3 separate regions of the Mus musculus genome follow, and all the other regions are linked to region 3. Evidence: chromatin loops called from intact Hi-C (ENCODE). Cell type or tissue: left cerebral cortex. All regions are shown on one strand. Region 1 has its middle 190 kb from the start of Mir490. Region 2 has its middle 57 kb from the start of Mtpn. Region 3 has its middle 180 kb from the start of Chrm2.

What was found. A loop is a pair of places that touch in the nucleus more often than their neighbours do. Peaks named below come from ENCODE experiments on the same cell type or tissue, not always from the same donor. Only the 100,000 strongest peaks of a DNase experiment are listed, where the experiment ranks them.
Region 1: a loop joins it to region 3, with 8 times the contacts of the local background. A loop is called at or near these places in 2 of 42 quality-filtered maps.
Region 2: a loop joins it to region 3, with 8 times the contacts of the local background. A loop is called at or near these places in 4 of 42 quality-filtered maps.

What each region holds. Positions count from the first base shown.
Region 1 is chr6:36,607,318-36,609,817 of GRCm38, forward strand. No RefSeq gene overlaps it. Among named protein-coding and RNA genes, the nearest start is that of Mir490, 190 kb to the left of the region's middle. In left cerebral cortex, no CTCF peak of the experiment used is centred here; DNase peaks (open chromatin) are centred at 1,237 and 1,474; H3K27ac peaks cover 616 bases.
Region 2 is chr6:35,595,792-35,598,291 of GRCm38, forward strand. No RefSeq gene overlaps it. Among named protein-coding and RNA genes, the nearest start is that of Mtpn, 57 kb to the left of the region's middle. In left cerebral cortex, no CTCF peak of the experiment used is centred here; DNase peaks (open chromatin) are centred at 194 and 1,433; H3K27ac peaks cover 698 bases.
Region 3 is chr6:36,205,858-36,208,357 of GRCm38, forward strand. No RefSeq gene overlaps it. Among named protein-coding and RNA genes, the nearest start is that of Chrm2, 180 kb to the right of the region's middle. In left cerebral cortex, no CTCF peak of the experiment used is centred here; a DNase peak (open chromatin) is centred at 1,024.

The DNA of each region.
Region 1 (2,500 bases), 400 kb after region 3:
TTTTTTACAAAATCTTTCAAGGCTTTCCTTGAATTGAGTTTAACTCAAGATGTAGTTATTTAACTGGGGCATCTTCCTTCTGTGAAGATATCCATTTTATTACCATGTTTACTAAAAGCAGAGGAAAGGGTTTTGCTTTGGGGATTCTGTTTTCTTTTTAATTTAAAATGACTCCCTCAAAAATTAATAAAATGATCTTCATTGCTGCTGAGTAAGAGTAGAAAAAAAAATGTTTGCTCGTTAAACATTTTCTCTGGCTCTGCAATGGACCAGACCAAAAAAAATATCTCTGTCTTCAAGGAAAATAACAATGGGTCCAACAGAAAAACCATTCACTCCTATTCACTCAGCAAAGCACCACTCAAGTTGTTCCTTTGCACCAAGAGACTGTCACACAGGTAAACCCACAAAGCATCCCTCGTCATGTCTATCCATTAGATGAAAAAGGTGAATACAGTGACATTAGTAAACATCTGAAAGTCAGAGAGCTGGCTGCACTGCTAATGATAAGGGATCCTGACTCCTGAGCCCAAGCTTTAAATAATATCAAACTAGATGCTTAGAGCATCCTTGTAGAAGCTCATCAGTAGACAAAAGGTAGGATGTGAAAAAGTGTGTGAGTGTGTGTGTGTGTGAGTGTGTGTGTGTGTGTGTGTGTGTGTGTGTGAGAGAGAGAGAGAGAGAGAGAGAGAGAGAGAGAGAGAGCACATGAAAAGACTTTATGGAGATGATTTAAGCTGAGTCCCCATAGATCACGTGAGACTTGGTCTGCTGGAGGAACAGGGAGAATAAAATGGAGAAAATATTCCAGAGGAACAGACAGTGTATGTCTTCCTCATCTTTGGGCTAGACGTAAATTCGAAGTAAGATATAGAATTAAAAGATGATCGTGAGGAAAAGATCCCACTGTGCATTAAAAACCATGCACCACCAACAGGAATATTGGACACAAAACAAATTCCGTTCATGAGGACAAACAAGCCAGCGTTGGATTACACTGAGGGCTGGAGGTGTAAATCACAGTGAACTGTTGTTCTCTCCTATGATGCGGAATAGATGTCTCTGGATTCTCTGCAGAGTTTAAAGTGCCTTCAAGGACTTTCTCACCTCCACCAGCTTATCCTCCAGCTTTATTTAGTCATCTTATCCAGTGACACTTGAAATATTGTCCTAATTAAAGCACTGACACTTTAGGGGTACTGTGAAAATTCTCCTGGAAGCATGCCCTCTTGTCTTTCTCATCATGAAACCAGGAAAAGGGTTTAGAGACTCATCATGTTTTGAATCTTTTTCAAGCCTCTGGTAATTCACAGCGTCATCTTTCCCGTGGATGATTGTCAGATCCGAGGTGAGGGATCACAGCACAAGACACAAAGGTCAACTTTTGTGGCATTTTTATGCTTTTCAAAATTTCCATAAGAAGATAAACGCTGAAGGATCAGTGGTCTAAACAGCTTGGACACCCACTGCTGCCTCACAGGCGTGTGAAATGCCTCCGTCTGACTCATGATTAGAGATGTAAAATTGTCATCTTGCTCAGGATTAGAGCTTGACATTAAAAGTATTTATAACGCTTGTGAACAGAAACTGTGGGCTTGGCAAAGCTTCGCTGGAAAAACAGAATTCTTGAGAAGAAATTCCTGCAGGTTAAAAAGGGTTCTGGGCAAAATATCTAAATATGGAGGGAATAGTCTAACTACTGTGACATCTTCTAATTATTTACACATATTTTTAAGAGTGCCTTATCTATTTACAAAGGAAAATCATTCTATGTTTCTTCTCTTCCTGTCCTGCAGCATTGTAAAACTATTCCTACTTTTTCTCTAGCTGGTAATCCGGTTGTTATATTGATATATACTGTGAATTTTCTTAAGTGGTTTAGAGATATTTATGAAATGCTTATAGACAGGCTGCTAAGTTATGTATCTAACCCTGAGAGAAATATGGTTTCTGTAAAATTATAAATAATGATAACTCTGGAATCAAGCAAATACTGCTATAACCCCCCCCCCAAAAAAATATGCAGGTAATGCCGTGTTCTTATTTCATGACTGTGGGGAACCTGGGCGTGAAATAAGTTGCCCAGAAGCAGAGGGAAAACTTAGTCTCTGAATTGCTGCGTGGCTCTCATTTTCCACATGTGCAACAGATGAGATGCAGCACAACCTAGCAATTAATATAGGAATTTCCAGGATTTTTTTAATAAATAAAACATAGAGAAAGAGAATCCCCATCAAACCCTGGTGATTTTACAGATACGTTTGTATTCGTTGTGTTTCAGACGTAGGCTTTTACTTAAAGAAAGCTCAAATACTTTTAGAAAGAAACCCAGTTAAATTTCCCAAGTCATGAGCTGGGCAAGATATGTTTGCTGATGTGACCGCTGAATCAGTTTTCACAAAGGTTTTTCAACTCAGTATTTGTTGACTGATAATGGCAGCTGGTTTATTTTTCTCTTCCAGCAAAGGGATTTCATATGACCACATGAGGTCATTTCAAG
Region 2 (2,500 bases), 610 kb before region 3:
CTATGTTATAATTGCTCGTCTCTCCTAACTCACTGCTGCCACTTAATGTATGAAGGTCAGAATGGGTTTCGTCTTTCCACACTAGTTCTTTAATGCAGTATTATAAACGGGGTTAGTCTTCCCCCCTCCCTGTCTCCTCTTTCTTCTGTGGAATTGAGGATATACTTCAGGTCTTTGTGCATGTCAGGCAAGTGTTTTGCCACTGAGCTCTGGCTCCAGGCAAAGTTGATTATCCTGAAATAGAAATTGCACAGATGATGTCCTTGCTGCAAACCCTTCAGTGATTCACTGCTGTACTGAGCGCAGTCTGACCTCCTACCCATGGACCTCAGGATCTGAGGAGCTGTGCTGTTCTTTCTAACTATATGTGTAGACTCCCCCCATCCCTTGAAAGACAGACTTCATTCACTCCCCCCTTTCCTTTCTAATAATGTCATGCTTTTCACATCTTAATGGTCTTTAACGCTCTTTTCTCAATCATGGAATTTCCTCTTCTCCTATGTTTGATCATTGCTCTTTAAAAAAAAAAAACAAAAATGAAAACAACAAACCAAAACACTAAACAAACAAACAAACAAACAAGCATATCAGTATTAGCTGAAATGACACTCCAAGAAGATCTAGTTTTGTTTGGCTTGGTTTAGTTTTGTTAGGTTTTGTTTTGTTTTGTTTTGACTATCTAATAATAAGGCTTCTATCATTTTAAACTTGAGCTTCTGGCTTGTTTCCATAACGGTATTAAGCACAATATGCAATCAACATTCCGTCATGGACGGGGAAGGGATTCACAGGAGCGACTTGCCCTGAGGATCTATGGAGGTTCATGGCCTGGGAACAGGGCCTCATTTTCTTCAAGGTAGTAGGTACGGGTAAGTTGTACACACTCCATTTAATAACCATACATCCATGCTTATGCATGCAATACTAATTAAACTCTGTGCATCACAAAAGGCAGAAAATTAAAACAAGCAAACAATAAAAGAAAAAATAAATATGGGGCAAGGGGAAAAAGGAAATGGGAAAAAGGAAGAGCAATGGGAGGACAGAAATACCCAGATATGGTAACATGATCCAAAATGAAACAAAAGCCCCACAGTAAGCAACAATGTACCCTTTTGGAGATGCTTCATTTCCTCCCTCACGTAGATGATTTTCTTCTTTAGATTGAAGATGTCAGGAAGAACATCTACCTCAGTACTTTCCTACCTCTGCCTCCTATTTTGGTACATGCTTAATTTGCCTTCGGAATGAATAAGTCATTGGAAGAGGCTAGTTCCTCTAAAGTCAGCAGATCAGCAATCTTTTCCTTTCTCTATTAGGACTGTTTTAATCATTTAAAGCCCATGGAAAGCAATGGTGAGCTTTTAGTGGAGCTGGCTGCCTGTCTCCGAGGATGCGCTTTCTTTGGAGCCCATGACACCAGACGGCTGAAGTCAGACTTCCGGGGGCAGTGTTATGAAACAATATCCTAGAATTGCCACAAAATTTCCCTTATATTATCTTTTGGCTGCTGGTAGTTTCATTAAGAGAGAAACACATTTTTTTCCTTGGGATTTATTGCAGAACTAACAACACTCTGCCTTCTGAGTTTTGCAATTACTGAACTTCTGTTTATCCCCCCTCCCGCCCCATGAATGTGGGCAGGAGACGGAAGGTTATTAATTGCGATGACATTCATTTCTAATATATTTCGAGCCCAGGTGGTATGGCAAGCATGTGCTGTGTTTTAATCATTAGAACTTGTTTGTCTCATTGGGCACGCTGTTGTCTTGTGCCTCTGGGCATAGTGTATTTTTTTCTTTCTCAGTTCTATTTTCTATTTTTTATCATTAGTTCTTGGGTTGTATGAAAGGTGATACTTGCCCAAGGTGCAAAGATTTTCATACATATTTTAATCATATGAAAAACATTTTCTTCACTGATTTTTTTTTTTTTGAGAAAAGCATCACTTAGGCTAAGATTATTCTATAGCAGCATTTCTTTATTTCCTTAATTTCATTTGGGGCCATAGAGTATCTAATCCAAGCATTAAAATTTGCATCTGTAAGATACAAACATGCCTGGATACATGTTTAGGAGTTACTAGATGTCCTAGAGTTAGTTCATAATGCTAATCTAAGAAATATACCATTTGGACTTTCTTTTTCAATCATTAATTCAGCCAGCCTTTGGGCTTTGCAATGTAAAATGTCCCTCACAGACTCATCTGTCTGAAAACTTGGTCCATAGCTAGTGACACTGTTTTGAGAGATTGTGAAGTCTTAAGGAGGTGGGACCTAGAGAGAGGGAGTAGACCCGTAGGGGTAGAGAGGCTTGTCTTAAAGTTACATCTGCTTCCAGCCTAGTCTTCTTGTTTCTAGAGTCTCAGAAACATAAGAAAGCTTCACTCACAACCCTGCTGACACAGCCATGAGCCTCCATGCTCTCAATGTGTTGTTCTGCTGGGACAGACTGTCTACTCAAACCACAAAAAGGAACCAGAATACATCCTTTTCCCTTA
Region 3 (2,500 bases):
AGCTTAGTCCCTTCCTTAGTCCCCTTTTCCAAATAAATAATAGTACCAGGCAAGGGTTTCAACCTATAGACTTAGAGAAATGCCAACTGTCTGTAACAATCACCTGCTGCCAGCTTAAGGTTCTTAACACGTAAGAGTCATATTGCCTTCCTCTTTCATGGACTCTCCTGTCCACTCAGATCCAGGGTTCCTAAACAATTTGTTGACCTCGTTCCAATGTTCAGTTCTCACCTTTGATTGTTTCCTGGGCGATTTCCAGGAGGTTTAGTGGTGCCTTGCAAGGAGCATCAGGGAGAAATGAGATTTGCTCCCTTGCTCTCACTGGAAATTGCCTTTCACTTTGAGGACCACAAAAAGCTCAGCTAAGTGCAGTGTGCTGGCATGAGCTCCTCACAATCACTGAAACAGTTCAAGTCCAGTAGTTTCCATGCTGTGATCTCAGACTGCAGATCCAGCTCTATCACCTAGCAAGACCTTGAGATAATATTACCTGCTAATAATATTGACTTATAAGTTCTGCTTTTAAGCTATTTGATTACTTAAAAATGGGCTCACTCTATCACAGTACAAAAAGGTAGAAAATTGCTTTTAAAGGGCAAATTGTGTCTTTTTACTTTTTATCTCCCCATAGGCATTGGAATGTGACTGGAGTTTCCTTACTAGAGAACAATTCTTTGCTTTCATTTGACTCTGTCTCCTCATTTCAAAATCCTTTTAAATTTATTCAATAAATTAAAACATCATTTGTGTATGTATGCAAATGTTTTAACTGAATTCATTATGCTTGGAAAGAAGTGACAATAACTATTTTGACTTATTACTTTCTGTCTGGTTATGATAATCAAACATTCTGTAAGGAAGAATAAAAGCACTGTATGCCGTAGGTGGTACAAATGAGCAGGAGAAAGAGCTTCCAGAAAGTCTCTTCCAAATAGAGAATACTTCCCTCCCCTCTTCCCACTCCATCCACAACCATCCTCTACTTTTAGACTGTTCCTAAACCAGGAAGTAGAAGTTGTGAGTGGGAAGGGGTGGGGAGTGTGTATGTGTAACCAACAAGGGAATTTATTCTCTTGATGAATCATAATGATTGTACTATAATCACATCTTCCCACATGCAGTCCTGAATTCCTATGCCAGCTTTCAACTCTCTTTGCAAATGGACGAACTGACTCCTTCTGTTGCCTTCACCAAATTTGTAAGCAAGATGGGATAATCAGAAAATTAGAGTTATAAAGAGCCTGGAGATATCAAATCTTAGCCTCTCGATGACAGAAAAGAAATGGAAGACCTAGAACAAGTTGGGAATCTCTGAAGTGCCCACACTTATCAGAGACAGAGCGAGGGCTAGGACTGACACAAAGCCTATGCTCAGAAATTCATTTGACAGAACCAGGATGCTTCATTTCAGTTATACCCACTGTGGGCTGCTGTGCTTTAATATGCTGTATTCAGTGTGAGCAGGAGGAGAGAAGGGTCTTTCTGGTGTTTAGGGCTTGACAATGACAGCAAAGAAAGTGTGCCAATGGATGGATGGCTGCATCTGCAACAAGTTATGCACTCTGAATTCTAATGTCTGTAAGTGTTACTCACCAGTATCACCTCTACTCCATCTTGCCTATCCTCCAGTTCTGATGATAGAGGCCCTACAAGAGTTTGTAAAGATAGTTTTGCTTTTATGTTGAAAAAAATCTTTAAATCATTGAAATAAGATAGATTATCTTAGCTGAACAGAAAGAGTCAACATCCAGACCAAGAAAGTTCTCATTCTCTCTGTGTCCAGATCTAAAAGAGGCCTTGCCATGTAGAACTTCTAAATTTTTTTGAATGACTCCTTGAATTAATGTTTCATCTTGTAAGGACACATTCATCCAAGGGTTTGTTTAATAGAACAATGCTATCAGTGTAGGTGCTATCAGAGTGATTGATTATAACGACATGTCCAAGGCTATTAAATGATTCATACATTGCAGAATATTTGGAAACAGATATCCAAAAGATAGGAAACCTATGTTTTAAACCCTGAATGACCACTGGAAGACACAAAGATTAGTAATAGATAAATTAATTGTTAAAAAAGTATCTTCTATAAAGCAAAGGCAATATAAAAAATGCAGAAGACACACCAATTCATTCTGATTTCCATATGGACCTGGATGTAATCTGGGTCTGAATGAATAAAGAGGAGTCAAGAGTTGATAAGGTTTGAGTTGCAGCTGTCAGGGGTAAACTGGTTGCTGTAATATGTGAGGTGAATAGAGACGATGCAAAATAGCAGAAATGCTGGCTTGGCCCATCAGAGAGAAAAAGAATTGACCCACATTGGAAAATTGGAGGGAAGTCTATTTTAGAGTATTGCAAACTAGCAAGATCTGATGAGGAATAATTTGAATGGTAGAGGAAAAAATGGAAGAATAAACTTTATATAAATTGTCTGATCAGATATGGAAGAGTTTGGTTAGTTGAATAAGTTAGCCGAGGGAATGAAATGCAATGAGAT